6 separate regions of the Mus musculus genome follow, and regions 2, 3, 4, 5 and 6 are each linked to region 1. Evidence: chromatin loops called from intact Hi-C (ENCODE). Cell type or tissue: left cerebral cortex. All regions are shown on one strand.

Region 1 (5,000 bases):
CAGAGAAACCCTGTCTCGAAAAACCAAAAAAAAAAAAAAAAAAAGATATAGTATAGATATTGTTCTTTTTTTTTCTTTTATTAGATATTTTCTTTATTTACATTTCAAATGTTATCCCCTTTCCAAGTCTCCCCTCTGGAAGCCTCCTATCCTATCCCCCAACCCCAGCCTCTATGAGGGTGCTTCCCACCCCGCCCCCACTCCTGCCTTCCACCCCTGGCAATCCCCTACACTGGGGCATCGAACCCCCACAGGACCAAGGGACTCTCCTCCCATCGATGTCCAACAAGGCCATCCTCTTTCACATACACAGCTGGAGCCATGGGTCCCTCCATGTGTACTCTTTGGTTGGTAGTCTGGTCCCCAGGACCTCCGGGGGATCTGGCCAGTTGACAATGATGCTCCAAGCCAACCATTGGACTGAGCGTGGGGTCCCTGATGGAGGAGTCAAGGAAGAGACTGAAGGAACTGAGGGGGTTTTCAGCCCCATGGATTGGAGTTCTTAACTCCATTGTATAGTAAAACCACCATTGCATAAACTCTGACATCAGGGCTGTACCTGAGAGCAAAGATATCAGAAATTTCACACCACCTTCTCCACCTTTAACTGTAAATACATCACCCAATGAATGATTTTGATAAAATGCTGATTTGGTCTTTGAAGGGACCCTCACAGGTGATGGATGTCAGGGCTCCTAGAACCTCCAACTGTTTTTTGTTTGTTTGCTTGGTTTTTTTTTTTTTTTTTTTTTTGAGGAGTTACAGGTAAATCATCTCCATGTGCCTACACATCGCTTCTGTTCTGTGCACAAAGGCCATTTTTTTCTTTGTATGTGTGTGCATGTGTAAGTGTGTGCATCCTGTGCAGGTCTATATTATACACATGTACAAATGCAACCCAGGTGTGCCAATATGGGTGTGGAGATCAGAGGGCAATCTCAAGTATCAATACTTGCCTTCCACCTTGTTTAAGACAGAGTCCCTTTATTGTCTTTTCAGGGCATATGTGAGACTGAGATTGGCTAACCCATCAACTTTCTAGAATTTTCTTTCTCCACCCCCATCTCCCCAGAGGAGCTCTGGGCATGCAGATGTCTATTACCGCCTCCAGCTTTTATGGGGCTTTAGATCTAAGAGCTCGGGTTCTCATACTCCAATGGCAAGTGCTTTTACCCAGTGAGCCATCTCCCAGGCCCTCCCTCCAGTTTTTATATTGGATGCTTAATGAGAACCATTAAATTTTCTCACATTTCTTGGTGATGCGACAGAGTTTGGAAAAAAAACTTAGAAAATACAGAGCTACGAAGACTTCGTGTGATCTCTGGTGTTTTCCTTTTTTAAACAGTTGCCTTTTAAAATGTATGCAACATGAGAATTCCATAAACCAAATGGAACCAACTCTGTGTCCCTCACTCTGTTGTTATTCCACACTAAGTCCTTGTTTATATTTTGCATAAAACAATCTTGATAAGTTACCTTCCGTCTCTATATTCTCCCCACTTGATTCGCTTCCAACTGTTCTCGTTTTGCTAACTGCTTAGAGGCTCTGTGGACCTTGAGAGCAAACTTTAATAAACCACTTTGTTTTGTATTTTGTCCTCATTTCTTGCATGTACTTCTGCATCATATCGAGGGCAACACTCTCAAAACAGTTACCATTCAAATATGACAGAACGTGCCATCTTTTCCTAAGCTGTGTTTTCTACAGTTCTGTGTTCTTCTGTGGGTACTCTCTGAAGAGTGTTACTCCTTCTCGAGGAATTCATGAGTAGTTTTTGTAGAATGAATGTATTTTAAGCTAACTTCCCCTGGTCTTATTCCAGGGTGGGCACATATGGCAGTGTTGATTTGGGAGTTAGATTTTGTTTTTGTTTCCTGTCTCTCCTGCTCTTGACACCCGCCTTCTGAGTGGAGTCAGATTTGAAGGACTGAGAAAAAGCCCACATTGCATTCCATCTGGGCTCCAACTGCCAGATGCAGTGCCCCGGCTTCCCTCTTCGCACCATAAGCTCATGCCAACTGTAACGTTGAGATGGGAGAGCATAGTTATCACAGACCAAGCTCAAAAGCCTTTTCTTCCTAAGGGTTGTTAATAGTGTGCGCCACGATGGGGCCCCAGCTCCCCGGATTCTGTGCCTTACATCACTGGAAAAAAAAAATGACATTTACAGGATGCTCAAGACATGGCTCGGATTCTTCATTTCCCATTTATTTCCCCACACCCCCCTGGTTGGCATAATGATTGTGCAGATTTATATTTGGGAAGGTGAGCAGCAAAAGATTAGTGTCCGCTCCCCATCCCCAGTCACTGCAGAGCGAATCTGCCCTGAGATTCCACCAACAACCCACTTTCTCGGCCTCTTCCAGGGCCCGACTTTGACAAAGGGTTATTTGCGTCCACTAGATGGTGCTGGTTATCTGTGGAAATGACTAACCCCCACCTTCAAAAGTTCTTGCTTTCCTAGGATGTTAAGGTGTGATTTAAGAGACCACTGGACTGAAATCTCAGGGCCCTTGAACTGAGCGTGGGTGTGTCTTTAAATAGCCATTCAAGTGGGAGAAGTGAAAATTAGGTCTGAAAATAGTAGCAAATATTATAAATAGCCAATAGCAACCATTTGATGATTTCAGAAAAACAGGAAATTCTCACACTTATATAAAAAACAGCAGATGTGCAAACTGTGTGTTTTCTTCTACTTCCTCTTTTGTTATACAACTTCCAGCACCTTTTAGTCCAGTGTATCCACAGCGTGGTCCACATGAGCAAGGGTGAGCAGGGGAGTAAATCATGTCGAAACAGTGAAGCCCAGGTAACAAGTAGTCTCATTTTTATTCCAAATAAGATGCCTTTTGATAGAGTATCTTTTTATGGTATCAGCTTTAGCAAGTAGAAATGAACTAGAAATGATCACTTGGGGGTGCTGTTGTTAGTCCCTCTCCACTGATTCTGCAGGTCCAGGAGTACAGGAGCCTGAGTTTTAGCCAGTATAGCAGGCAGTGATTCTGAAACAATTGGACCCTGAGCCTACTGGGGAACCTGTAGGAGTTCCTGTTTCAGAGGCTGGGCGGTGGGGCCCGCTGCTGCTCCCAGGAGCTCTCTGGGAGATGGCTCCCACCAGGGCTCTGAAGAGTGGCAGCAGGTGCTTCCTTATGTAAAAACAAAAGTAGAAAATAGGAAATCTTTGGCCCCTCCCACTCTGCTCCATTGTGCCTCTGTGGAATGGAGTCAGGTCCTGGTCCATGGATACTTTTATTTCTTTAAAAAAAAAAAATCAGGATTTTCTTTTAAAGCCTTGATACTTTTTGATGTTTATTGTCCCCAAATCATAATGATGCCTTCAGATTTTTTTTAAAGTGAAAGGAGTTAGTAGGAACATTGTCATGTGACTTTCACTTATTGTCTGGGAATGTCAAGTGGAGCTTGCCAGACGGTGGAGATGATGATAATCAACTTGTACACTGCACACACATGTGCTTATCCCCCAACACACATGTCCACACACACACATATGCACATACATGCACACACACATGTGCTTATCCCCCCGACACACATGTCCACACACACATGCACACACACATGTGCTTATCCCCCCGACACACATGCACACACACATGTGCTTATCCCCCCAACACACATGTACACACACACACACACAAAACACAAAGATTAGTAGAGCAAGCTGCAGAGATTTGTTTTTAAGGACTTTTATTTTTGTTAATGTATTTGTATGTGTGAGAGAGCGAGTCTGTGTGTGTGTGTGTGTGTGTGTGTGTGTGTGTGTGAATGAGTGTGCACCTAAGCACATGTGAGTGTCTATAAAGGACAGAAGAGGGTATCTGGTACCCTTAGAACTAGAATTGCAGTTGGCAGTGGACTAATATGGGGGCTGGGAAGTGCACTCTGGTCCTCTGTAAGAGCACTAATGTAAGAGCACTCCTAACCACCAAGCCAGCTCTCCAGCCTCTAAGATTTGTTTTGAAATCCAGCAAACCAATGAAGACGAGGCTATGTTCTGATTCTTGCTGTGACTTGGGGATGGGGGTGGGGATCTTTTTAATTCTGCCCTTAAGAGTGCAGCTTGCCCTGGGGCATATAAAGTTTGTGTGTCCAATGGGCCTCTCTTTCCAGTGATGGCCGACTAGGCCATCTTTTGATACATATGCAGCTAGAGTCAAGAGCTCCGGGGTACTGGTTAGTTCATAATGTTGATCCACCTATAGGGTTGCAGATCCCTTTAGCTCCTTGGGTACTTTCTCTAGCTCCTCCATTGGGAGCCCTGTGATCCATCCATTAGCTGACTGTGGGCATCCACTTCTGTGTTTGCTAGGCCCCGGCATAGTCTCACAAGAGACAGCTACATCTGGGTCCTTTCGATAAAATCTTGCTAGTGTATGCAATGGTGTCAGCGTTTGGATGGAACGCCAGGGCCAAAAAGGGGGAGTGGGCGGGTAGGGGAGTGGGGGTGGGTGGGTATGGGGGACTTTTGGTATAGCATTGGAAATGTAAATGAGCTAAATACCTAATAAAAAATGGAAAGAAAAAAAAAAGAGTGCAGCTTGCCAAGTCCTCCTTCAGAGAAAGGGACAAGTGTTTCTTTTCCCTAAGGAAGTCCCCTCAAGTAACATCTACTTAACCTTCTCATTATGCTGCTGGCTCCAAAGTCAGGACAAAATACTCGACAAAAGCAACCTAAGGAAAGAAGGGTTGATTCGGGCTCACGGTTTGAAGGGATACAGTCTATCCTTGTGGTGAAGCTGCAGGAGCAGGCAGCAGGAGTGTGGAGTAGCTGGTTACTCCTGTCAGGGTGTAGCTGGGGGAAATGAACGCTGGTGCTCCAATAGGCCTTCTCCCTTTTGTTCATTCTGGGCCTCAGCCCTTGGGATGTTGTTCCCTGTATCCAAAGTATAGCTTCCCCCTTTGAGTTAAACCTCTCTGGAAATGTTATGGACACCTCAAGAGGGTCTCTCTCCTGCATGATTGATTCTAAACCCTGTGA
Region 2 (5,000 bases), 470 kb after region 1:
AGGCTCACATGGCACCCGCCCAGTACTGGTCCGGAAGTCGGGTGCTCTTATAGCCTGCGGGGTGGCAGTAGCTGGATGCAGGACTCAGAGCTTCAGGCCAGGGCCCAGTTGATCTGCCTTGTAAATCAGCCTCCTCCTCCTCCTCCTCCTGAAGCCGGGGGCTGCAGTAGCTGTTTTGCCCAAGGGGGCTGAGCTCCCCTCCTGGGAGTTCCTCCCCCACCCCCTGCCTCAGCACTTCCTGCTCTGGGCTTCCTTCTCTGGGCTGCTGTGAACTGAGGGGCGGGCTATGAGATCTAGAAATGTTGGGGCCAGGACCCCGTTACAAAGACAGGCTTTACTCAGATTTACACACCCCCCCCCCCCGCCAATGGAAGAAAGTGATATATCATGGAGGGGGGTGGGAGATACCATTCCTGAGCCTTGGGCTGAGGCAAGAACACAAACAGTTCTTTAGGAAAAGGGTCCTCCACAGAGCAGGGGTTCTGTCCTCAGAGGGCGGGATCTGGAAGTGGGAGTCAGGGATGGGCCGGGTCCCAGCTGGCACTGAGTGTTTTGAATAAGCAAAGTCTCTCGGACACCCAGCTCCTCTTTCTCAGTGCTTCCTCCCCATGAAAATGAGAGCCAGGTGAGGCAGTATGCCTCTCACCCATGACACTTCTCTGCATCTTTGAACCTTTCAATGAATACCTAAAAACTCCACTGCCCAGCAGCTGCCTCACAGCCTAAGAGGCCCTTTGCTGCCGCCAGCACTGGAGTGTTCCTTCATGCACTGTGTTGCCTCACACACAGATCCTGGAGGAGAGAGGTTCTGAGAGGCAGACCAGAGCCTGCTCTAGCCCCCTGTTCAGGGTTTAGCCCACTCTAACCCAGTTCGGTTCTAGGTGTTGTGATCCTTACATCGTCCATATCTATCCCAGAGGCTCAGTTCCAGCCCAGCTCAGGCCCCAGTCACTTCCTCTTACCTAATAATGCACTCTTATCAAATGGCTTAGCACCGTTGGGGAGGCTAGAAGCTTAACCCATGATTTCCTTCCCCTCTGAGGCCCTGGCCTTCTGCAACAGGTCCCATCAGGGGTCTGTGTGCCACCCCTGACAACTGTGAACTACCCTCTCCAGGCCCTGGAACTACTGGCTAGGAGCCAGTGCATGAGAGTAGGGGCGGGCAAGAGAGAACAGGTTTAGATGAACAGGTTAGTTAGGGTTAGTGAGAATCAAAAGGTAAACTGTGGGTCTCTGGCACTAGAGGGATGGGGTCAGGAGTTCAAGACTAGGCTACAAGAGAGCCTGCCCACCTCCCACCCCACCCCCAATAAAAGTAGTGAACTTCTCAAAGAAAGCTAGCTTAGAAATTAATTGTCCCCAGAAAAGCAATTCTAAGACCAGATCTGAATGAACGGCCTGGAAACCGGCTCCCAAACTCCTGCAGGTGACAGGTGTTCCAACCCCTCCCTCAGTGTCTCTCCTCAAGCCCTGCCTTCAGCCTTGGATCTCCCTGGGAGACTCCTGGGAGCCCCTGCACATCTGGCTGTCTCTGTGGGATCAGGTTTCCTGTCTGTTTGAATGAATTTTGCAAGGGAAATCCCTGCCCCTTCCCAAAGCCTACACCTGTCACCTGCACGGAGCTAGTCCCCATTTCCAAGTTCCTCCTTCCTGTCTTGCCTGCAGCCATAGGCCTGGAAGAAAGCCTAGAAGGGAGGAGGGGTGTCTCTGTTCCTCCTTCAAAGAATTCTGGGTTCTTTGCACCTTCCATCTCTGGCCCTAAGCCCACAGAAGAGAAACTTTATATCCATACCCATTGATGGCATCCCCTGGACAGGCTCTGGGATTCCTGACTGTAGTAACATCAGTGGCGCTCACCTGCTAAATCTGGATGCCAGCCAAAAGAGCAGCAAGCTATTTGAAAGACCTTTACTGAAGAGGGGTTTCCTCTTTTAAAAATATATATACATTGCCCAGCATGGCAAAACACGTCTGTAGTCACAGCTCTTTGGGGGACAAGCTGGAAGATTGTTAGAACGCTGGAGTTCAAGTTTTAAAAATATTAAGTTGACAAAGGAAGAAAAAAAAAACCGTAATGTCAATAATAGTAGAGTGGTCGTGGCTGAAGGAAGAGAAGAAGTCTCAGGAATACATTTGGGAAGTTAGCCTTGGACTGACTCTTGGGCCTTGTGGATTGGAAGGCTTCCCCTTGGCGGGAGGCCAATCTAACCCCCCAGGGTGGAGAGTGGAAGGGCAAGGATGCCCCCTGCTGGGCTCATGGGAAAGCTGAGCCTGATAGGGAAAGAGGCAGACTCCTGAATCAGCCACTCCAGGAAGTCGCTGGTAGATCTGTGTCACTGCGCTTGACAGGTGGGAGCTGTGGGCTGCAGGCAGGGAGGGAGCTTACACTCAACAGCTGTCTCTGCAGGGGTGCAGAGGGGAGGAGGTCCCAGTCCCAATCCCAGCTCGCCCAGCTCACTGGTGGCACTGGACTCATGGGGTGACTGGGTTTCCAATCTGCTCACCAGAGAAGTTCAGGGGTGGAAGCTAAACTCTTATCTTCAGGTGCCAGAATTACTGGCCAGGTGGATAATTTTCTCACCTGATGCAGTGGGATTCAGGAACAGGGAGGCACCTTGTGTATTGGGTTGGGGGCAATGGCTACTTTGCTCCTGTCATGGAGAGGGATCCGTTGTGGCATCCTCTGAAGCCTGTTTTCCACACACTGTTCTATGAACCCAGCCAATTACTGAGTAAGTCTATCTGGTGATGCTCACCTTTTAAAGCACCTCATCTTTCTCACCTGTATAGTGGGAATACCTCACTATACAGGTACCTCATAGGGATGTCCCTGAGCTTGCAAGGGAAAGGGATGGGCCCAGGGGAAGCAGCCACTCTAGGAGGATGCTGGTAGATATTCCATTTGCGATACTGAGACAGCAGTATCATGTGGGAGCTTTGGGGACAGAGCTTATGCTCACCAGCTGCCTCCCAAGGTTAGGTCCCAACTTCCCATGCTCCCAGCCTGACCTAGGACACCCCCTCCCACTTCAGCTTCTCCAGTGCTGGAAGCACAGGCATGTACCACTATGTCTGTCCCTTTCTTACTCCTTCTCAGTGAGTTAGCCTCTGAACCCATAGGTTCTGCATCTGTAAAGTCAACCAACCTCATAGTTTTTTAATGGTAAAAATGGCATCTGTATTGAACATGCAGACATGTTTTTCTTGTCAGTATCTTTCTATATAATACAGGGTAATAAGTATTTTCATGGCATTTACATATCAGGCATAAGGATCTCAATATGGCTTACAGAATGTGGAAGGTATGGTAGGCAATATGCAAATGCTATACCATCTTATATAAGGAATATCTTTGGATTCTGGTGGATACAGGGACCCAGAAGCCAACAACCCATGTATATACCAAGGGATAATTGTACACATGCTGTTCTTTCTACATGTGTCTTCACTGACTTGCTTCACACACACACACACACACACACACACACACACACACACACACACACACACACACACACACACTACAGCTGTTTGTAAGAATCACGTGCTTGGACTCACTTTCCCAGAGCAAACCAAATTAGAGACGCCTCAACTGTAGTCTTGAAATCTGTTGTCTCCAAGCTGCCTGAACTCATAGTTACCAGCACTGGGGCTCAATTTATTAACAAACCACAGCCTCCCATGTGTCTCTCAGCTCAACCCCAACAGCCAATAAGACAGATGCGAAGATGTGGACCCAGGGCGATACCAGTCCAGCTGTCATCAGCTGAAACTCCTTGCATCAGCTGCCCACTGCAGTGCTGGAAACTGAGTGTGAGTGAAGGCAGAGACAAAATACGGACCAGGTGCCAAGGTGCTAAGGCAACCAAGAAGCTTCAAGCATCCTCTGAAACTGGGCTTATAATCCCAGAATTCAGACAGCTGAGGCAGGGAGATCGCCACAAGTTGGTGGCCAGCTTGGGCCACAGAGTAAGGCTCTGACTCAAAATTTTAAAAAAATTTTTAATTAAATTGAAAAAAAGAGTTCTCTGTAGCCAGGAATAGTGGCACATACACGTAGTCCTAACACTCAAGAGGCTGAAGCAGGAGGATCACACATTTGAAGGCAGCCTTGGCTATGCAATAAGATTCTACCTCATAACCAAATGCATGAATAAATAAAAATTCTCTAGAATTCTCAGAGTCAGATGTTGTTCGGCTTCCCTCCCTCCCCTCTGGGTGACAGAAGAACCACCTGGAATGTCATCATGGAAAAGATCAGAAGGAGCAGTCTCAAATATGATTTTTGTTTCGGTTTGAAGACAGGCTATCTCTGTGTGACCCTGTTGTAGCCCTGGCCATCCTGAAGCTCACTACATAGATCAGGTTAGCCCTGAACGCACAGAGATCCACCTGCCTCTGTCTCCTCCATGCTAGGATAAAGGTGTGTGCCACCACTCCTGGCTGTATGTTTCCTTTTGAAGTGTCATTTGGGATCAAACTTACCTGATCCATGTTCCAGGACCCTAGCGGATTGTTTCAAGTCCCAGAAGTTTGCTGTGGGCTCCCAGCAAAAGGGCAGCTCAGTGATGATGAATCTAATTAGGCCCCAAATGCTCCAGTTCTAAAAATCCCACTCCCATCAGGAGGGCCAACGTGTGTCTCCAAGAGACGGTCACCGGTCACCTTGGGGGTGAGAGATGCAGATGGTAGAAAAACATGACACTTGACTCAGTATGTGCTGTTTAGGCATCATCTCTTAGCTGTTCTACCTTTGTTTATACATCTGTAAAAGGGGCCAGTTTTCATATGGATGAGGAGAATAAATTAGTTGATGTCTGTCTCTGAAGCACAGTGCATCACACATAGGAAATGTCCTAGGTGCAATCGATTGCTTCTCTCTTTACTCCTAATTTGGTCCATCCCCCAGCCTTTATTATTTTTTTTAATTAGGGCCCAGATAGAACCACGGCCTCTTGGTTCTGTGACTAGCAGGAAGCTAGTCATTACAGGGATATTTG
Region 3 (5,000 bases), 180 kb after region 1:
TCTAAAGGCAATTTCTGTTTTCCCCACAGAAAGTGGATCTCTTCAGCCTGGGAATTATCTTCTTTGAGATGTCTTATCACCCGATGGTGACTGCCTCAGAAAGAATTTTCGTTCTCAACCAACTTCGAGATGTGGGTGTCAGATATATTTGATGAATACATTTCCAGTATCCTCAGTGTCGTATGGAGATCAGAACTCAAGGACTTTTTCCTGATATTTATAAAATAGAAGAGGCTATCAATTGTTGATTTAAAAAACAAAACGGTCTTAGCCAGTAGCCCAGGCTAGCCTGAAACATGAGATTCCCCTCTCTTATCCTTCTGAATGCTGGGATTGCAGTGCACGGCCCCAAGCCTGGCTGCCTCCTCTAATTTCAATGACTCATTGTCCAATTCATGATAAGCTGATCATGCTGTCGTTTTCAGTAAAATGTCTTTGGGACAAGGAGTGTCACCTCATTTAAGTTGCCAGCATAGTGGTTTTAGTAACTAAATTTGTCAGCCTATGTTGTCCTGTGCTCTAGTAAGAGAAATCACACCCCTGTCAACATGCCCAGTGATGAGGAACAGTTTGGTTTATTTGAGGCGAGCCAGCCTAGGCTACATGACATTCCAGACCTTATCTTCTCACCCCCTCCAAACATAAAGGTTTATATTGGATGGATCTGGTTTTGTAAAGCAAATCTGAATGACCAGAAGTTAAAGTGGATCTGAAGTCTGGAGCCAGGTCTCTGTGGTAGAGACTTTGCTAACCCTGGCACACACACATGTGGCTCTCAGCAGTCACTTGAGCTGTTTTTCCCAGTGAAATTCCCACTCATGTTTTTGAGATAAACCCTTCCTCAGTTGCTGTTTGTGCTCATAGGGGTGAGTGTTACAGGGAGCCCGGACAAGGGTGCCCATGACAATGGGGCATTAAGAAAGTAGAAAGTAAAGTCTGGGCAATTTGGACTGTTACTCATGAAACAGGTCTGGAGAGCCTTTCTCATCCTTAGGGAGCAAAGGCAAGCCTAAGTATTTGTTAAGTTAAATCACATAGAACAAGCCAGGCATGGAGGGGCATGCCTACAGTCCCAGCATGTAAGAGAGACAGAGCATGAGTTCAAGGCTAGTCTGGACTACACATGAGCAAGACCCTGTCCACATGGCACTAATAGACCACAGCAGACAAGTGAGTTAGTGAACACACTGAGGTTGCTCCTGAGTCAGCAGTGTACACACTGAGGATGTTCCTATGAGTCAGCAGTGAACACACTGAGGTTTCTCCTGAGTCAGCAGTGCACACACTGAGGATGTTCCTATGAGTCAGCAGTGAACACACTGAGTATATTCCTGAGTCAGCAGTGCACACACTGAGGATGTTCCTATGAGTCAGCAGTGAACACACTGAGTATATTCCTGAGTCAGCAGTGCACACACTGAGTATATTCCTGAGTCAGCAGTGCACACACTGAGGATGTTCCTATGAGTCAGCAGTGCACACACTGAGGATGTTCCTATGAGTCAGCAGTGAACACACTGAGGTTTCTCCTGAGTCAGCAGTGAACACACTGAGGATGTTCCTATGAGTCAGCAGTGAACACACTGAGGTTTCTCCTGAGTCAGCAGTGCACACACTGAGGATGTTCCTATGAGTCAGCAGTGCACACACTGAGGATGTTCCTATGAGTCAGCAGTGCACACACTGAGTATATTCCTGAGTCAGCAGTGCACACACTGAGGATGTTCCTATGAGTTAGCAGTGCACACACTGAGGATGTTCCTATGAGTCAGCAGTGCACACACTGAAGATGTTCCTGAGTCAGCAGTGCACACACTGAGGATGTTCCTGAGTCAGCAGTGCACACACTGAGGATGTTCCTATGAGTCAGCAGTGCACACACTGAGGATGTTCCTATGAGTCAGCAGTGCACACACTGAGGATGTTCCTATGAGTCAGCAGTGCACACACTGAAGATGTTCCTGAGTCAGCAGTGCACACACTGAGGATGTTCCTGAGTCAGCAGTGCACACACTGAGGATGTTCCTATGAGTCAGCAGTGCACACACTGAGGATGTTCCTATGAGTCAGCAGTGCACACACTGAAGATGTTCCTGAGTCAGCAGTGCACACACTGAGGATGTTCCTGAGTCAGCAGTGCACACACTGAGGATGTTCCTATGAGTCAGCAGTGCACACACTGAGGATGTTCCTATGAGTCAGCAGTGCACACACTGAGAATGTTCCTATGAGTCAGCAGTGCACACACTGAAGATGTTCCTGAGTCAGCAGTGCACACACTGAGGATGTTCCTATGAGTCAGCAGTGCACACACTGAGGATGTTCCTATGAGTCAGCAGTGCACACACTGAAGATGTTCCTGAGTCAGCAGTGCACACACTGAGGATGCTCTGTGGACACTTTGGGGAGCAATCTGTATTTTGGAAAGCAGTGTGTGGGTAGCAGTTGCTAAGGCATAGATGGACCGAGGGTGTTTCTGCATGCACCTTAGCTGGGATGGACCTAGATGTCCTTGAGGAAGCCCCTTTCTGTAATCTGAAATTGCTTTTTCAATTCAGGAATATGTAAACTATCGGTTACTCTTGTAGCTGAGGTCCTGCTCATCAGAAAAGCAGGGACTCAGAGGAATTGGAAGTGGGATTTGGAGTTGGTGCTAACTGAATTTGCCCGTTGCTTTTGGCTTGTTTGTTTCTAAGTCAGGCCTTATGCAGCAGCAGCTGGCCTCTGACTTGGCTGTGTCTGAAGCCACCTGTGACCCACCCACCTCCGCCTCTACCTCCCACCTCCTCTTAGGTTGATGATTTCCTGGAATCTTGCCTTTCTTCACCATGTGTTTCACTAAACTGCTTTGTGTTTCTGTGCAACCCTTACACTTAATTTATTCCTTATGCTGACTTTTATTGACAATTACAGTCATGGCAAAAATCTCTTATTTAAATTATCTTTTATTTAAACTTAAAGGAGGTGATTTGCATAACGGAGGCCATCATTTGGGTAACGTCCACATTAATAGACTGTGTACTGAAGAGTGAGCACAGGGCGTGGAGAAGGTGTCATGTTAGCAAATTTTAATTTGCTCTTTGGTTATCTTACTGTGCTGAATAAAAGCTTTGCCTCTGGCAGCCTGCCAAGCGCTTGCTGATTTGAATATAATACTCTTTTAGCCCACATCGCCCAAGTTTCCAGACGACTTCGATGATGGAGAACATACAAAGCAGGTAATTTGCTGAGGCTTTAATTGCTGGTCTGCAGCCTTGGGTTTTAATTACTGTTTCTCTTGGTTTTCAATTAGAAATCTTCTGCCACTCGTTCTCTTGTGTTCACGGAACACCGTGGGGAAAATAGCAAAAGATGGAGGAGCTCTTAAGATGTTACTAGGCTTGAAATGCACTATAAAAAGGCCAGGGTCTGAAAGCAAATTAACCCACTCCAGAGCTCTTTGTGTATTCAATTGTGCCTTCAAGTGTTACTTGGACCGCTGGCTTAGCTGGGAAGAAATGCTTTTACAGCAAATTGCTTTAGATAAAACTTAGGACATACAGGCAAAAAATTATAATCTCTGTTTTATGGGTGAAGTAACTCAGGTTGTACAGAAAGGACTACACTTTCCAAGTGGTCTGCTGTTAGAAGGTCTTGGGATTATTTGGTTTTATAGCACGGGGGAATCAAACCTAGGTCCTCCACATGCTAGGCAAGTATTCCACCACTGAGCAGTAGCTGTTACAGTATTTCAAGCATGGACATTTCTCACGTACACCATAGCTATCGGGGACAGGGGGGCAGGGAGATGGTTCATCCTACGCTAACACTAGCACCCAAATAACATGAGAGACCCTAAGTGAGCTGTGTACCATTCTCTGGTATTCCTTTCTTCTTTCTGATAGTTGTTTGCTGTGGTGAAACCTTCACTCGTTAATACTCAGGTCATAGGGAAATTTCTTCCTTACACTGACTGTTATTGACAGTGATAGTCAGGGCAAAAGTATCTTCTTTAAACTATCAGCATTGAGAACAGGAACATAAACAGAGCATGTCAACATTTGCAACTTCTTATTGGCTGCATGTCTGCATGGCCATTCCACTGCACATCTATAAGAGTTAGGGACTGTTAGTGTCTTTTTATTTCTGTTTGAGTAAGTCTCTATACTTCTATGGTGTTTAGTATGACACTGTTAAAGGCTAACAGGGCTCATTTGGCCACCTCTATTTAATTAGTAAAGAAGTATTAGAAAACAGGCTGTTACCTGTTCTATTTATCTTGTTAGCTGCTATCTTCCATTTGAATTAGTCATTCGCTGAATTTTTGAGTGTCATAACTATAAATACTCACTTCATAGATAGGGTCTCTCTACATACCCCTAGTTGTCCCAGAACTCACTATGTAGACCAGGCTGGCCTTGAACTCATAGAGACCCACCTCTGTTTCCACCACACCCACCAGAAGGGTATTTTAAAGATACATTAGAGATATCTTATGAAATCCATCTAAAAATTGAAAATTTCTGTTCTCAAATATTCTGCCAATTTTTTTATAAATTCTTTTTCTAAGCTACAGAGTTAAGAATCATGAAGGAACAGGTGTGATGGCACGTATCTTTAATCCCAGCATTCAGGAGACAGAGGTAGATGGATCTCTTTGAGTTCAAAGCATGGTCTATATATTTATTTACTGAGTAGACTGTTTAAAAAGAAAAAGGTTTAGGGTACCTTTTAAAGGCTTGTGCTGCTTCAGAGGGCTCTCCACTATGGAGGCATAACAAACAGTGTAAAGCAAGAGGATTCCAGGGAATAGACTCAGTAAAGAAAAGGAGGGAGAGCGAGGACCAGTGTGCTGTGCGGTAGAGGTGCTGCTGTGTGCTTATGTAAGTACTAACATTAGGCATGGGCTCTATGGTAATGTCTAGATATCTCCTTTTTATACAGTCCTTTGTAGTCATAAGACTAAGCTCAGCTTTCGTGTGCTTTGTTAAGGATATGTTTGATCGTTGGTGACAAAGGGA
Region 4 (5,000 bases), 340 kb after region 1:
GAAGGAGAAACACACTCTCCCACAGCAGCTCTAGAAAACAAGGCAGAATTCCCCAAGCCTCAGTCAACCCAGAGAACCCGTGCCAAACTTCTCATCCATAGACCAGAACACAATGAGTTTGCATCATTTTAAGCTATTGAGTTGTGACATTTCCTACTTGTGCATCAGGAATACTGATGCACACCCTTAAAGATTCAAGGTGCAATCTGATAGATGAAGAAGTCCTGAGGGGAGCTGTTCCACATAACCCAGCATTTCAGAAACAACCAAACACTAAATCTCTAGTCTCCTATAACACGTATTGGTAACTTAAAACCCTGTCAGGAGCATCTCATCACTATTTAGCCCTGTTTTCTATATGATGGTTAGGAGAAAGTGGAGTATAATCTGGCACTTTTTGATGGGGCAGCATAGAGGTCCAAGAGTAGGGAGCTGGGTGAGGAAACTCACTGGATAATGGTGGAAATAGAGAGGTGGGAATCTACCACAGACACACACCTCAGTTGCTTCAGAACTTGATTTGTTCTGATGGGTAGATTGTGCCAACTCGTCCTTTCCCTCAGGTTCACTGTCTTCTGTAGAGAAATTCCCATGGCTCCCCTCTCTACTCCAGAGCCTAGTTGGAAGTTATATGCTCAAATGACTAATTTATCTGTTTCTGGTCTGGGTATCGACGCCCTGACATTCCTTGTTTGTTTGTATACCCCCGCCCCAACAAACGGAGAAAAATTTGACAGAATGGGCTATGTACACCTCTAAGGAGACGAGAGAGGGAGGGAAGATTGAGTCTTAAGGGAGAGGCAGTGCAGTAAGGAAGAGAGTGTAGTACAGGATACAGCAGTCCTGGAGAGCAGTGCAGTATTGTTGCGAGGGAGAGTAGAGCAGCACGGGAGGGAGAGGGAGGCAGGTTGAAAAGAGAACAAGCTGGACACAGGTAAAGACAGAATGAGCAAGAGATTGAGAAAGAGCCAGAAGATTAGGAAATAGAAAAGACTGCTAGAGTGAGTTTGAGGCCAAGCAGAGCAATTCAGGGGCTGGGAGAGAAGCCAGATTGAGTCAGTCAGCTGGGAGAGGAGTTTGAGCCAGAACAGCTGAGTTGAACCAGCCAGGTAGACTTCAGAAAGAACAAGAAAGGGTGAGCTTATTCAACAAAATTGAGAGGCTGACCTAGATTAGATCTTATGGAGGCTAGAATTTTCTAGGAGTGGATCTAGGTCAGCAGATGGAGGCAGTAAGCCCCTCAGACAACAATCACAACAGGAGAATAAAAGTTATTTTTATAGCCTGATCTACAGAGCGAGTTCCAGGATAGCCAAGGCTACACAGAGAACCCTTGTTTTGAAAAACAAAAACAAACAAAAAACAAAAGCAAACTTTTTATTGTGAAGTAAAGTTGCCCTGGATGGTCTTGAAGTCTTGGTCCTCACATCTCAGTCTCCAGAGTAGCTGAACTATAGGCCTGCATTACCAAGCCTTTAGCTCCAGTGAGACAGGCAAAGCGCTTACCCTGTTTGTATTCTGTGTTAGATCGTAGTTTACAGGACATCTGGTAGGCTGCATGAGAGAACAAATGGTACACTTCCAAGAGAATTTAAAGGAAGTTGGTCAAAGTTGAGAAGTTGTAGAGGTCAAAGGGCTTGCTGGGGAAAGGAAGTGCAGTGCTAAACCAGGTCTTGTGTAAAAGAGAAAAACGAGAACACAGTCTTTCCACAGGAAACAGCTGGGTGAGAGTGGCCTAAGGATCCCTGGACAGGTGTTAAGACCTGGGGCTCAGACAAGACCTAGGCGTAGCACAGTTAATTGTTCGGAGCAACCCAGAAGAGTAATGTACTCAAAGACACGTTATGAAACTGAAACCATCAAAGAACCTCTTGTTAATAAAGTGTCTCTCCCTGGGTTCGAAGGCTTGTCTTAGAAAGGAAACACAGAGCAAACTCGAAGTGCCTGAGCACGCTGCAGTGCTAGGACAACCATTGGTCCTTGCACCTCAAACCTGAAACTACAACTCCCATTGTGCATTGCGCAGCGCGTGCTTAAACCCGGGATACACTACAATCCCCAGAATGCTTTGGGAGGAGCGGGAGCGGGGAGCGGCGAGGCTACGTCTGCGTCAAGAGACGTTAAATTTGAAACTTGGCGGCCCGTGCGTGATGGGGGCGTGAGGAGGCTATTCTGAGAAGGAATCGGGTGCGTGGTTTTGTTTAGGAGCACGGGGTGACGATCTTCGCAGCTCCAGAGCCAGCTGAAGGTTGAGGGAGACTCAGTTAGCACTCGGAGGATAAAGGTCTGCGGAAGGGCGAGAGCAAGTATTGGGAATGCAGGATGGCGGAGGCGAGGTAAGGACCGGACGCAAATTGCTGCCGCTGGGTGCTCGGCTGGCGAGGGGAGGATCGAGGAGGTCGGCCAAGAGCAGGTCTCCCCAAACCCCCTTCCCAACGGCGTGGAGCCCTGCATCCAGCCAGGGGGCAAGACTGGGAGAGTTTGGAATTTGCCATATGATCTGGTTCTGAAACTCACCTCAGCCGTTTTTATTTGACCTTGAACATGTTTACGGAGGGGTGGGGGCACGCAGATATTAATGCTGCTTTATGGAGTTCTGGGAGGATTCAAGATGTTTGTAAAGTACCTGCTTTCAACTAATAAGTGTTCTCACTTTGCTAGCAGCTTAGGGATCTGAAGAGCAGAGCACTTGCAGCTTTTCCTCATCATAAAATATAGAGGGTTTTTCTAGGTTAGAATTTAAGATGCATTTCAATTATGGAACTTATAATAACTGGGTAATTGCTGTCATAAGCTGTCATTCATGGAAGAGAATTTATCGACTACCATTTTGAGCACTGAAGGCGAACAGTAAAAGACACAAAATCCCAACCTTTGTGAAGCTTAAGTTCTGGGGAGGAATGAATCGGGGTGTGTGTCGCGGATGGGCAATAAGACATGTTTAACATCAGATAGAATCAGTATTAACAAGTGTAAAGCAAGAGAAGACGGCATTGGAGGTAGAACTAGTGTGGTTTCAGAAGGGTTTGGACATGTAACTCAGGAAGGGCACTTGTTCAAGGTACATAAGGCCTTAGTTCATTACCCAGCAATGAGGCTTGGGGGTGGGGGAGTCGGGGCAGAGGGAGATTTGAACAGAGGCCTCCCTGATGAGATGGCACTTGGGTCTGAACTAGAAGGAACTAGTCACGGACAGGTGAGATGGCTCTGTGGATAGAGATAATTGCTAACCAAGACTGAGGACCTGTTTGGTCACCCCTCCCCCACCCCCGAAACCCCATGGTGGAAGGAGAGAAACAACTCTAAGGTTGTGGCCTGACTTACACACACACACACACACACACACACACACACACACGGCGGGGGGGGGGGGTGAGAATAAATACATTTTTGTTTTGTTTTGTTTTTTGTTTTTTTCGAGACAGGGTTTCCCCTTATAGCCCCGGCTGTCCTGGAACTCACTATGTAGACCAGGCTAACCTCGAACTCAGAAATCCGCCTGCCTCTGCCTCCTGAGTGCTGGGATTAAAGGCGTGTGCTACCATCACCCGGCTTGTTTTGTTTAGTTATGTTTTGTTTTATAAATACATTTTTTTTTTAAAAAAGAGCTAATCATGTACGTATTTAGAAACAGGAGTGGATGCTGCTACTGGTGTCTCATTGTCAGTGGGAACCCATGTCAGACATAAAGCTGCTAGTTTTCTGTTTTTTGTTTTTTTCTAAATTTAAGTTAACTTCGCTAAACTTAAGATGCTTTTAAAAATTATTTTTCCTAGCTTTAACTTTATTTGTACAATACTGTCACCAACACCCTTGCCATGTTCTCTCTTGTGTTGAGCATTTACTTGTAGAGCGTGGGATAGGCTCTGAAGCTGAAGAGAATGATGATGCTCCTGGCGAACCAGCTGCGTCCAACCCCAAAGAGCCAGAAATCCCCTCTCTGAAGATGTCATCACAGTACTGTGCTGTAACACTGTTGGCGTGGGCTTCATTTCTGTTTCCTTCTTCCCAGTGAAGCCATGTGCCTGGAGGGAGCAGAGTGGGAGCTGAGTAAAGAAAACATACAGCCCTTACGGCACGGGCGGGTCATGTCCACACTTCAGGGAGCTTTGGCAAAGCAAGAGTCAGCCGGCCACACTGCTCTGCAGCAGCAGAAACGGTATGTAGTGGAATGCTTTGTGTTCAGCTTGTAAGTCCCTGGTGTGATAGGCAGCATGGGGGTGAAGCTGCCGAAGGCCTACAGGCAGTGGCTCTCAACCTTCCTAACGCTGTGACCCTTTAATACAGTTCCTCATGTTGTGGTGACAACCCTTCCCCCCCAACCATAGCATACTTTGCTGCTTCATAACTGTAATTTTGCTACTGTTACGTATCTGTTGTATAAGAGATCTGATATGCAACCCTGTGTGAAGGTCCTTTGACTCCCAAAGCAGTTGCAGCCCACAGGCTGAGAACCACTGCCCTAAGGAATACTCTTCAGTGAGAGTATGGAAATCTGTTCTTCCGGTTTTCTGATTGCAAGCTTTCAATAGCATGAGATAGTATTTATTTCAGGCTAAAATGTAAAGTGTAACCATACTCATTGAATTAGATCTTTGAGAACCGTGCTTTTATGGTTTTGTTGTAGATGGTAGCATTCTGTTTTTGTTTTTGTGAGACTGGCTCTTTCTGGCTTAGAACTCACTGTGAAGTTCCAGGGTGGCCTTGAACTCAGAGAACCGCCTGCTTTTGCTTCCTGAGTGCTGGGATGACGCCATGTGCCACTGTGGCTTTATTTTATTCTTAGCGCTTGCTCTGGTGCCTGGAGCTTCGTCCTGCACTGGGCTCTCTACTTGTCTGACTCTCCTGCTGTCTGCTCCTGTCATGTCTCATCCCAGTCTCTGGCCTCACTTTTGCTTTTACAACGACCGTTGACGTCTCTTGCCTTCTCAGTGTCTCCTACTGTGATGTTGTAGACAGCCCGGAGCTTGAGAACATTCAGCTTATGATTGTAGGGCTCT
Region 5 (5,000 bases), 220 kb after region 1:
GTGTACTCACAGCTGTCTAACCACCCTAACCTGCTCTCAAGAACAAGCAAAGCAGCTCTGTGCCTTCTTCCATATGACATCTGCAGCAGGATGGGAAGGCAGAAGTGGGCTCCCACCAAACTATTCACCTCTCTAAAATCCCTCAGACAAACCCACTCTGATAACCCCAACTGTGAGACAAAGCTGGGACGATCGTCCGGTACCACAGTCTTTAAATTTAAGGTAAAACAAAAAACAACCTTATACAGAGCCGGGCATGGTGGTGCACGCCTTTAATCCCAGCAGTTGGAAGGCAGAGGCAGGCGGATTTATGAGTTCGAGGCCAGCCTGGTCTACAAAGTGAGTTCCAGGACAGCCAGAGCTATACAGAGAAACCCTGTCTCGAAAAACAAAAAAAAAAAAAACAAAAAAAAAACCTTATACAGATGCCCCTACGTTTTTCTCTTTGGATTCTGAGCGATATCAGAGGACTTGTCAAAAGTGTTCATTTTATTATGCAAACTACATCCAAACTTCTCCCTCTGCTGAGCACGTGGTGGCTCTGGCCTGGAGTCCCAGTGCTCGGCAGGCTTGGCCTGAACAGGAACAAGCTCCAGGCCAGGATGGGCTGGATAAGCAAGGACCTGTCTCATGAAACTCTATCTTCCATTGATTCAGACTGATATAAGCACAATTCAAACTGTCATAAAAGAAATAATACCTAGGAAAAAGGCTGTTTCACATTTGTGGCAGCCAACCATAACGGCAATGTAGCCTTGCTTTACCTTGACAGTCGTCTCAAGAGAACATCAGCTACCGTCCGCAGTTTCCTGAGTATCCTGTACTACTGTCATTACAGGCTCGCTATAGAATTAAGAAGCATTCGCTCTGAATCCAGGGAATCTTTGTTTTGCATATTCACCCTTTCATAAAAAGATCATGGTTCTTGACTAGATATCCTCTGTAGTGCCAAGCCTAACCTGTAGCTACATTTGTTAAGTGAGCCACAAAGACCTGGAAAAAAACAGGTTAAAAATAATCATCTAATTCCCAGAACCTATGTACTGATGGAGCAGCAGAGAAAGAAAACACAGCCAGTCATGCTTCACAGCAACTCCTAGGAAAACGGACCACATGCTCACTACCACGGACTCCAGCAGAACAAGCATTCGGCCTCTACTTTCTGCCTAACAGTTTATTGCTGATAGTTTGTCCTACAAAAACAGGAACTGTGAAGGTGGTGCACACCTAGGATTCCACCACGTTGGAGACAGAGGCGACCTAAGGAACCTCAGTTACCCGAGACCTTATCCCAACCAAACAACCCACCCCCTCCACCAAAAAGAAGCAGAAGTAGATCCTGATCCCACAACAGCCTGGGAGTGACAGGCCAAAATGACAGGGAAGGGGGACCCGGACCTAATCCTGACATGCCCCTCCTCCCTCGGGGTGGGGGTGAGGCTCAACCCAGAGCGATGACTTAGCGGGATGAAGACCCTGGCTTGGGTCACATCTCCAACTTCACAAAAACCATCACTGTCATCTGTCTCAGTTGATGAGACACTCCTGTGACACCAGCACGGGCTGAAGCGCCTGGTGTGAGCTTCCTAAATCACAAGTTCAAAGTCAGCCTGAGTAGACTGCAAGACACTATTTTAATTTTTTTTAAATGTGTTCCCCTAGCTAGCACTGAGATAGGTTGCTCCTGTACCTTGGCTACTTGAGAGAAAACTGACTTTTTCTGAGTCGGCCAGGCCAACTCAAAAGAAAGCAGAGCCTTAAGAAAGGCCTCCAGCTCACCACGGTGCTGATCTTCCTTTTCCCATCCGTGGCTCTCAACAGACACTTGTTTTCTGCGGGCTCGAGGCCCTCCACAGAACTCTTCCTCGGGATAGGTTTGGTGCGACCGTCATCTGTGTTTAAGAAAAAAAAAAGTCCACCCAGGTAAACACCACCACAGGCGTTGCTTCTGGGTCCAAAGTGATGATCGTAAGGAAGGGTCCGCCATCACTCAGGATACAGCCAAAACTAGGAGCAACGACTCGCTCGATAAACACTGGGACCCCGAGGCATATTCTTCCTCACTAACGGAGCGGGGGCCGGGCTGCCTGACAACGGGCGTCGGACACACTTGGGGCCCCACTGTCACGGTGAGTGGGTGGCCGGCGCCGCACCGGCCACGAGCCCCGGAGGTGGCCGGTGCGGACAGGCCGGGGGCCGGGCTGTCCCCTCCCAGGCGGCCCCGGAGATTGCTTACATTTCTTGAGGGTGATGAACACGCTGCCCGACGAGCGGCACTTCTGGAAGAGCCTGGTCAGCTCCGTCAGGAACTGCAACACAACACGCCCCGTTAGGCAGCCTCCGCTCCTCGCCCCGCCGCCTCACGGCCCCGGCCCGCCCGCAAAGGGAGAACCGCGACCCGAGCTGACCCCACTCGCTCGAGTCCCGGGCCCTCCGGGGCCGCCGGTACCTGCTCGCTCTCGAGCAACACCATCCTGGGCTCCGCAGGTCCGACGCCGTCAGCAGAAGCCTCCAGCGGTTACAGCCGGAAAACTCGCTCGCGCTGGGCGGGACTTCCGCTTTAGTTGCACGTCTTCCGTCAATCCTCGCTTCGCTCGGGTTGCCTTGCGCCTGCGCGCTCGGCGCCTCCTCCCGCGTCTATCCAGGATGAGGAGTGACGCTTGCTTTCGGTGGTTGGACTGCGTTGTCAAGCTACACCGTAGGCTGTAGGAGGGAATGAGAGCAAAAGAAAGACTGGATAGACATATGCAAGTCACCCAAGAGTCCACTGACTCACTTTCCCCATTTTTTACACAATGATCTGGTTTCTCAGAACTTGCTGATGAAGATGAAGATGTGAGGTGTTTTTATAGATGCATTGTTTACATTTAGGAATAAGTGGCCAAGGAGCTCCAAGTTAAACTCAAAGCCGAAAGCTAAAACAGCAGAGTTCGCTGTTTCAGTATCTTTGTTTGAGGTATCTTTAGACAAAGAGTACTTGCTCTGAAGGCACTGTTGATCTATCTCATCGGCAGTGCTGAAGTCAGCAGGAAGCACAGGCTAGACCCCAGAAAAAGGTGCTTTTTTTTTTGTTTTGTTTTTTTTTTTTTGTTTCCAGGGTCCATAGTTTTTTCTTTCTATCCTACTTCAGAGGGTGGGAAAATATGTGAAAGTGATTGGAGAAGGAGCCGGGGATCACACGGGGCCTTTGCCACCGTTAGCAGGGCCCATAGCCACAGAAGGCTCAGATGTTGTTCCTGGTAGAAAGAGGGGAGTGGGGAGGGAGTGGCTCATCGGTGGAGTGTGAGTATCTGGATTTAAGATGTTTAAAAATCTTAAATTCAGACAAGAATGATGGCCCATGACTTTAATCTCAGCACTCAGGAGGCAGAGACAGGCAGAGGATCTCTGAGTTCAAGGCCAGCCTAAAGTGGAAACTTCTGGTTTCTTTGGTAAATCGGTTATATCAAAGAACATTTCGCTGAAGCAGACACAGGTAAAAGGATGTTTAGAAAGAATGAGAGATGAAGGATTCTTCGATAACAACATGCATGCATTGGTTCACCTTACATTGAGTAGCTGAGCTCCGTTTGTCATGACCCCATAGAGAGAAATGCACACACACACACACACACACACACACACAAAAACTTCTGGTGATATGCTGCAGTTTCTTGCCACTTCCTCGGACTCCAGCCAATTGGCAGAGTGATGTCAGCTGATACAGACTCATGGAGTTTTGCTAAGTCAGACTGAGGCAAGACCCTTAGAGGACACGTGATGTTTGGAGGGAGTATAAATAGGACTCAATGGACAGTGATGGGGGCTTGCATAGTTAGTTTTGGAGTGCTTCTCGGTCTTGCGTCTTCAATGATCTTCACGTCATTCAGAGAGACATGGCAGAGAACTTCTCCTGGCTTAATTGCTCCTGCTGGTTTTGGTGGAGGCCTGGCAGTTTCTGCTAGGTCATGCCACCACTGCTGATTCATGTTTGCCATCCCAACACTTCTGAGTTGGACTGCTGGGCTGCTTCTCGGTGTATTAATGAAGTATTTGCGAGTGGATGGAGCTGCTGCTACTGAACGCTATGAACTGAACTGCTGATTTCCTGACAATGGGGGTGGGATTTGCTCCAAAGAATAATTTCTAAACAGATACACTTCCCCTGTATCCTAATAACCTGTAGGTAGTGGGCTAGAAGGGAGGTTAGAGCATTTAGGAACCATTATTAAAAGTAGGGTTTGAGAAAATTCAAAAGTTACGCCAACCTGGTCTAGAGTAAATTCCAGGAGAGCCAAAGAAACCATGTCTCGAAAACCCGAAAAGCAAATCCAGAGAGAAGGTCTTGATAAGAATGCCGTACACAGACAATGAAAATCATATTTATATTTGAAAGATTCCCCCACCTGTGGCATAGAGAACACACTATAAAGAAGGCAGAACTGAGTGTATCTACACGTGCCTATAATCCCAGAGATAAGGAAACTAAAGTAGGAAGGTAGATGGCAAATTTGAGCCCTGCCTGGGCTACAGAGTGAGTTCTAGGCCAGTGTCTTAGGGTTTCTACTGCTGGGATGAAAACACCATGACCAAAAAGCAAGTCATGGAGGGAAGGGTTTATTCAGTTTATACTTCCAGAGCACAGTTCCATCACTGAAGGAAGTCAAGACAGGGACTCAAACAGGGCTGGTACCTGGAGGTGGGAGTTGATGCAGAGGTTATAGAGGGGTGCTGCTTACTGGCTTGCTCAGCCTGCTTTCCTATAGAACCCAGGACTGCCATCCTAGGGATGGCACCACCCACAGTGGACTGGGCCCTCCCCTACTGATCACACTTATTGATAAAATGTCTTACAGATGAATCTCATGAAGACATTTCCTCAACTGAGGCTTCTTCCTCTCTGATAACTCTACTTGTGTCGAGTTGAAACACAGAGCCTGCTAATATAGCCAGCCTTGGCTACATGGGGAAATCTTTCTTAGAGAAAGAGACACAGAGACAGGCAGAGAGAGAGAGAGAGA
Region 6 (5,000 bases), 110 kb after region 1:
TTTTTAGACCTATCCGTGAAGGCAGTTTTGCATGTCACTCACAAGTGCTGTGTGGAAAAGAACTGAAAATAAGAGTCCATTTACCTAAAAGTTCCTGAATCCAATTCAAGGAAAGACAGGAAAGAGAAAAATACAGAGAGACAGCTGAAAAAGCATTTCTATACCCACTGTTCACTATGTCTTTTGTAGACATGATATCTATCTTCTATTCCAATAATACCTTTTGAATTCAATCCATGAAAAAAATTTCAACACCAAAGTTACCATGGGGAAAAAGCTATGTGTGTGTGTGTATGTATGTGTGTGTGAGTATATACATACATACATATATATGCATATATATATATATATATATATATGAGGTGTATATTTGAAAAACCCAAAGTCATTTTTTCTGACTTTCCCATTAATATACCTTTTAAGAGAAGCAATATTGGAATTTAACTCTTTGCATAGTACTTTTGCATAGTAAATGTTTAGTTAGTGATTGTTAAATGAATCTCAGAAATATTTGGAACATAGGGTTTTACTGTGTAAATGTGCATTTAGCGGTCCACTTGAAAACACACATCTAGACAATGTCACATGGACAGCTGAAAATGCTCCATGATAGAACGTGGAAGCTAGCTATTACAACAGAAAGGGCTAGAAGGATGACAACTTGAGAAAGTATGAAGGGAAATTCCACACGTTATTTTTTTTCCAAATATAGTCTTTTAATATCTCAGATGTCTTGGTTTCCATGGAAATTCTCAAGTGTCTAGGAAATATAATTTATTCTGACTTTGAAACTTTGACTTCTCTTCTCCACAACATCCACACATAAATTGTAATCTTTTCACATTCTTAAAAATGTCACAACAGAGAATTTAAGCCTGTTTGCTAGTATCCATTGTGCTTGCCAAACCTCAATGGAAAGCAGTCTGATTGTACTGTTTATTGTTTAAAGAGTTGCCCTAAAAAGCAAGAGCCATTTAAGAGTAGGGGGGAGGAAAGATGAGTCTCACCCTAACCCACACACATTTTACTAGCCATTGCACAAGAAATTACAAGAACAGTAATTCTTTCATCCTTTTTATGTCCTGCAGCTCTTTTTGAAAACGGATCCAGTGCCCTGTAACAGAGTAGCGCAGTTCATTTTGGTCAATTTATTTTCTTTAATCCCCTCTGAACAAGGGAGGAAATCTATAATCTTCTGTGAGTGGTTTGAGACATTTGTTGTTGGTTTTTTTTTTTTTTTCTTATCTCTGTTATGCACTTAAAATACAGGTGGAGGAGTCCAGTGGGTTTCGTTTTACTCAAAGATTGTAAAATTATCTGAAGACAATGTAAAGTTTAACTTCACACGCTCTTAAAAAAAAAAAAAAAAAAAGTCCCCGTTACTAGAAACAAACCAAAACTGACATGTAAAATAGAGCTCTCTCAAAAATAATTATCTTATATCGGAAATAGTAGCGCAAAAACACATTTTTGACTGAGTTAACATTCCTTCATCAGTCACAAATTCCCCGGGAATCGTTGCTCCTATTTGTAAACAAGAGCTAGAGGCAGCGATGCTCCCGGGCACCAGAAGGTAAGCGGTGATGCGCGGAGTCTGAAGCTTTGGACAAGGGCTGTCTGGACAGGTCTTTCGCCAGAACCCTGTACCTGTACCATCCTGCCAAGAGAAGCCCTGTCCCAACTCTTCTGCTTCCAGCCTCCAGGCTGGAGGTGACCGTCCTTGCTTAACTTAAACCTCCTTCAACTCCCCGCACATGGCCAGGCACCCCGCACCCCACGGCAGCTCTTGTGTCCTCGGGAAAGTCCGGCCCGCTGGTGGCCCCGCGGGTTGGCTTACCCAGTAGCGAGCCAATGAAGATGACGACCTGCACGGTGGTGGTGAACTGGCGGTACAGCTGAGCCTCGCTCAGCTCCCCGAACGCGCTGAGGTTGGCGCCAGCCTCGGCGCCCGACGTGTTGCGCGGGTGGCTGGTGTTCGGTGACACCCAGCTGCTGTTGTGCCCCATAGCGAAGCCCGGGGTTTGCGCTCGTCCGCCTGGCCTCTGAGCCCAGCGCACAGCCGCTCCTGCCCCGGGCGTGGAGGGACCGACGCTCGGGAGCCAGGCAGCGTCCTGCAGAGCCGGCCAGCCGGCTAGCCCCTCACGTCTGCTCATCGCCTAGCCAGCCATCCGCGAGGAGGGGTGGGAGGGAGGTGCGGCCGCGCCCCATGCCTGCTCCCCCCTGGGCCCGTCAGCAACCACATGGAGGCGGCACGGTCACAGAGCATCGCTGGGCCCTCCTCCCGAGGGGGGGGGAGGGGGCGGGCAGCGCGGCCAAGCCCACCCAGCACACACATCGGTGGCTGCGGAGGACCCCGCGCACGCTCTGATCCTCTCTCCCTAGTGGGATGGGAGCATTTGGCTGAAGCTATATTTCAATGCCGCTAGTAGCTTCGAAGCTGGGGCGGTGCGAATCCCCATGAAATGCCCCAGCCTAGTGATCATAGCTGGGAAGGTGGGGGCTAAACCAAGGGCAGCCAAGGCTGGGCAACAGGCCCTGAGTGTCCACAGCTTGGCCCCCGCACACTCGGCTGAACGCCAGGACTCTGGGACGCTCAGCTGGGGTCTAATCCCCAGGGCTGCCTGAACCCCTGGAGCCGGCTCTGCACCCCCCGCCACTTTGCCTTTACAAGCCGCCCCCACCCTTGGCCTCAGCCCCACCACTCCAGGTCGGATCTTGGCTTGGACAGATTGTCGTGACCTAGCAGGGACCAGGTAGGATGCCCCTAGCGGGGCAGAGCCGCCGCCCGCTCTGCAGCCGGGCTCCCAGCGCGTGCCTGGGGCAGTCGGGGCCGCGCGGCAGGCAGGCGAGGTCACGTGACGCACGACCCACCCCCTCACGCTGCTGGTGAGGGACGTAGCGCCATTTTGCCCCAGTGGAGCGTGACTTCGTCGCGGGGCGCGTGGGAGGCGCGCAGTTTCAGTATCTAGCTGCTGAAGGATGCACTGCGTTTGCTGCTGTGGTTACTGCCCCAGCGTCCTTAGAGGTACAGCCTGCAGGCTCTATATCATTTGCCACTGCCATCTGGGCAGGGAGCCCAGCCTCCCGGGCCCTCCGTCAAGTCAAAGCCTTGTCCATCTTCGAAAGGTGGACTAAAGGAACCCACTGATGGTTTCCCAGGCCCTTTCATTGGGCCTCACCTCCACACGGGGCACTGCTAATGAATTCAGCGATGAAGACTTGGAGGGGGTTTCCTGCAGGCTGATGTAAATTGGGAAGTTGGGATAAGCAGGCATACAAGAAGAAATAATAAGGCAGGAGGAGTGAAATGGAAACAAGGAACTAAGAGAAGGATCAAGGGAAGAAAAATATAGAAATGAGCCAGGCATGGTGGTGCATACCTCTAATCCCAGAGTTTTGGAGGGAGAGGCAAGAGAATTGGGAATTTGCTACAAAATAAATTGGCAGGCTTGAATATGTGAGACCTTTCACGGCAAAAAAAAAAAAAAAAAAAAAAAAAAAAGTGGAGGTCACCTTGATCCCCAAATTTGAGACACACATTCTTTATGAAAATACAGAACCAGGGACAAGGTAACATCGGTCTTACGGTCGCGTCTTAGGTGGATTTTCCACTGACTACAATGATGAGTCAGGGGTAAGGTTCTATATGACATGAGGTGAGACATCATTTAAATGTTATACTTTCTGGTTAATATACAGCAAATTCACAAAATTCAGCGGCTTGAACAACCTATGTCGCCAGCGTCTGGCATCTGGAGGCTATTCGTCGCTGGCAGGAGATACTGGCCGTAACTTAGAAGTCAGACGCAATTGTGCTCCGAATAATCTACATATGGCCTTACTACGTAGCTGCTTAGCGTCCTCATAGGCAATGCTGTTCCTCAAGTGAGGACTCGCAGAAACTACACTGACATTTATAAGTCATTTTAGAATCTACATGGTACCATGTCCTCTGCACTAGATTTGTTGAAGCAGTCACAAAACCATACTACATTTAAGCAGGCAAACCTCAAGGGTGTCGATCACTAGTAAGACGAACATGTAGAATATGGAGCCTGATATTGCAGTCATTAAATAAAAATATGTCAAAAGAGCTTCCTATTGAAAAAAATTTAATTTGGATATTTTTTTCTAGAATTGGTTATGACCGGGTCAAAACCCATTGTGGTTGTTCTGATTTGCTTAGGCTACTGAAACAAAATGCCCTAGACCAAGCAGCTTATAAACAACAAAGTTTTGTTTCTGGTAGCTCCAGACTGGGAGGTCCAAAAGAGCACTAACGCTTGTATACATGAGAGCTTATTTCCTTTTATCTCTTCATTTATGTTCAGAAGAATTCTTGGATTTTAGTATTCTTAGACATTCATTTAAAAGCAGGAAGGATCCTGGGTAGGAGGAAAAACAGATGGAATGGGATCTAGGATTCTTGCAAAGACCAAACTGATGGTTAAGTAAGATGGATGCTGTGGGCTGTGGTTTTCTTTCCTTCCTTCTGACCCCTGTCTTACATCACACCTCCATGTGCTCTTCTGTGGCTTTTACTGAAGGAAGAGAGAAGGCTGGAGAGACAAGTATTTTGTCCTCAGTCCTGTGGTAGGTGACTTCCCATCTTGAGTAGGCTGTTCTGTATTTGTATGTGGCTAGTCCTGTGCCTATAGCCCTGTACCTATATAGTCCTGTGCTTATAGTCGGTGGTTTACTCTGCAGACATTACTCATGTTAACAGCTTCCCATTCTCTTCTTCTAGACACACAGAAAGCAATCTTTCTCAACTGCCCTTTCAAGTAAGCAAGGCCACATGACTATTATGACTAATGAAGTCTGAACAGAAATGATGAGGTGCTTGTAGGCTGAGACAGTGAAATGCTACTTCTGATTACCCAGTCCCTCTTCTGCCCTGCCACAGTGGTTGGGAAGGGAGTCTTGTTCTGAATGGAACTGCCTAAACACAGAGCAGCCTCTGAGTCACCACATGGGAGGACTCATGTCCTGGAGACACA

Evidence for each region. A loop is a pair of places that touch in the nucleus more often than their neighbours do. Peaks named below come from ENCODE experiments on the same cell type or tissue, not always from the same donor. Only the 100,000 strongest peaks of a DNase experiment are listed, where the experiment ranks them.
Region 2: it touches region 1 in a loop (6-fold over the local background); 4 of 42 quality-filtered maps call a loop at or near these places.
Region 3: a loop joins it to region 1, with 4 times the contacts of the local background. A loop is called at or near these places in 16 of 42 quality-filtered maps.
Region 4: it touches region 1 in a loop (4-fold over the local background); 11 of 42 quality-filtered maps call a loop at or near these places.
Region 5: a loop joins it to region 1, with 5 times the contacts of the local background. A loop is called at or near these places in 4 of 42 quality-filtered maps.
Region 6: it touches region 1 in a loop (4-fold over the local background); 5 of 42 quality-filtered maps call a loop at or near these places.

What each region holds. Positions count from the first base shown.
Region 1 is chr2:118,260,924-118,265,923 of GRCm38, forward strand. No RefSeq gene overlaps it. Among named protein-coding and RNA genes, the nearest start is that of Fsip1, 6.5 kb to the left of the region's middle. In left cerebral cortex, a CTCF peak has its summit at 2,406 (motif pointing right); DNase peaks (open chromatin) are centred at 1,908, 2,395 and 2,923.
Region 2 is chr2:118,728,418-118,733,417 of GRCm38, forward strand. Plcb2 (phospholipase C, beta 2) reads right to left here and starts at 21. Exons shown (of 32, transcript NM_177568.2): 1 at 1-21. In left cerebral cortex, a CTCF peak has its summit at 2,248 (motif pointing left); DNase peaks (open chromatin) are centred at 1,869 and 2,239.
Region 3 is chr2:118,443,096-118,448,095 of GRCm38, forward strand. Eif2ak4 (eukaryotic translation initiation factor 2 alpha kinase 4) reads left to right here. Exons shown (of 39, transcript NM_013719.3): 19 at 30-131; 20 at 3,165-3,218. Among named protein-coding and RNA genes, the nearest start is that of Srp14, 34 kb to the right of the region's middle. In left cerebral cortex, no CTCF peak of the experiment used is centred here; a DNase peak (open chromatin) is centred at 3,118.
Region 4 is chr2:118,596,126-118,601,125 of GRCm38, forward strand. Bub1b (BUB1B, mitotic checkpoint serine/threonine kinase) reads left to right here and starts at 2,086. Exons shown (of 23, transcript NM_009773.3): 1 at 2,086-2,336; 2 at 4,013-4,159. The coding sequence starts at 2,323. In left cerebral cortex, no CTCF peak of the experiment used is centred here; a DNase peak (open chromatin) is centred at 2,063; H3K4me3 peaks cover 482 bases.
Region 5 is chr2:118,477,142-118,482,141 of GRCm38, forward strand. It overlaps Srp14 (signal recognition particle 14), which reads right to left and starts at 2,555. Exons shown (of 5, transcript NM_009273.4): 1 at 2,450-2,555; 2 at 2,237-2,309; 3 at 1,780-1,892. The coding sequence starts at 2,473. In left cerebral cortex, a CTCF peak has its summit at 2,530; DNase peaks (open chromatin) are centred at 1,840 and 2,589; H3K4me3 peaks cover 1,841 bases; H3K27ac peaks cover 901 bases.
Region 6 is chr2:118,371,182-118,376,181 of GRCm38, forward strand. It overlaps Gpr176 (G protein-coupled receptor 176), which reads right to left and starts at 2,238. Exons shown (of 3, transcript NM_201367.3): 1 at 1,838-2,238. The coding sequence starts at 2,006. In left cerebral cortex, a CTCF peak has its summit at 2,774; DNase peaks (open chromatin) are centred at 1,867, 2,243, 2,364, 2,901 and 2 more places; H3K4me3 peaks cover 2,027 bases; H3K27ac peaks cover 2,074 bases.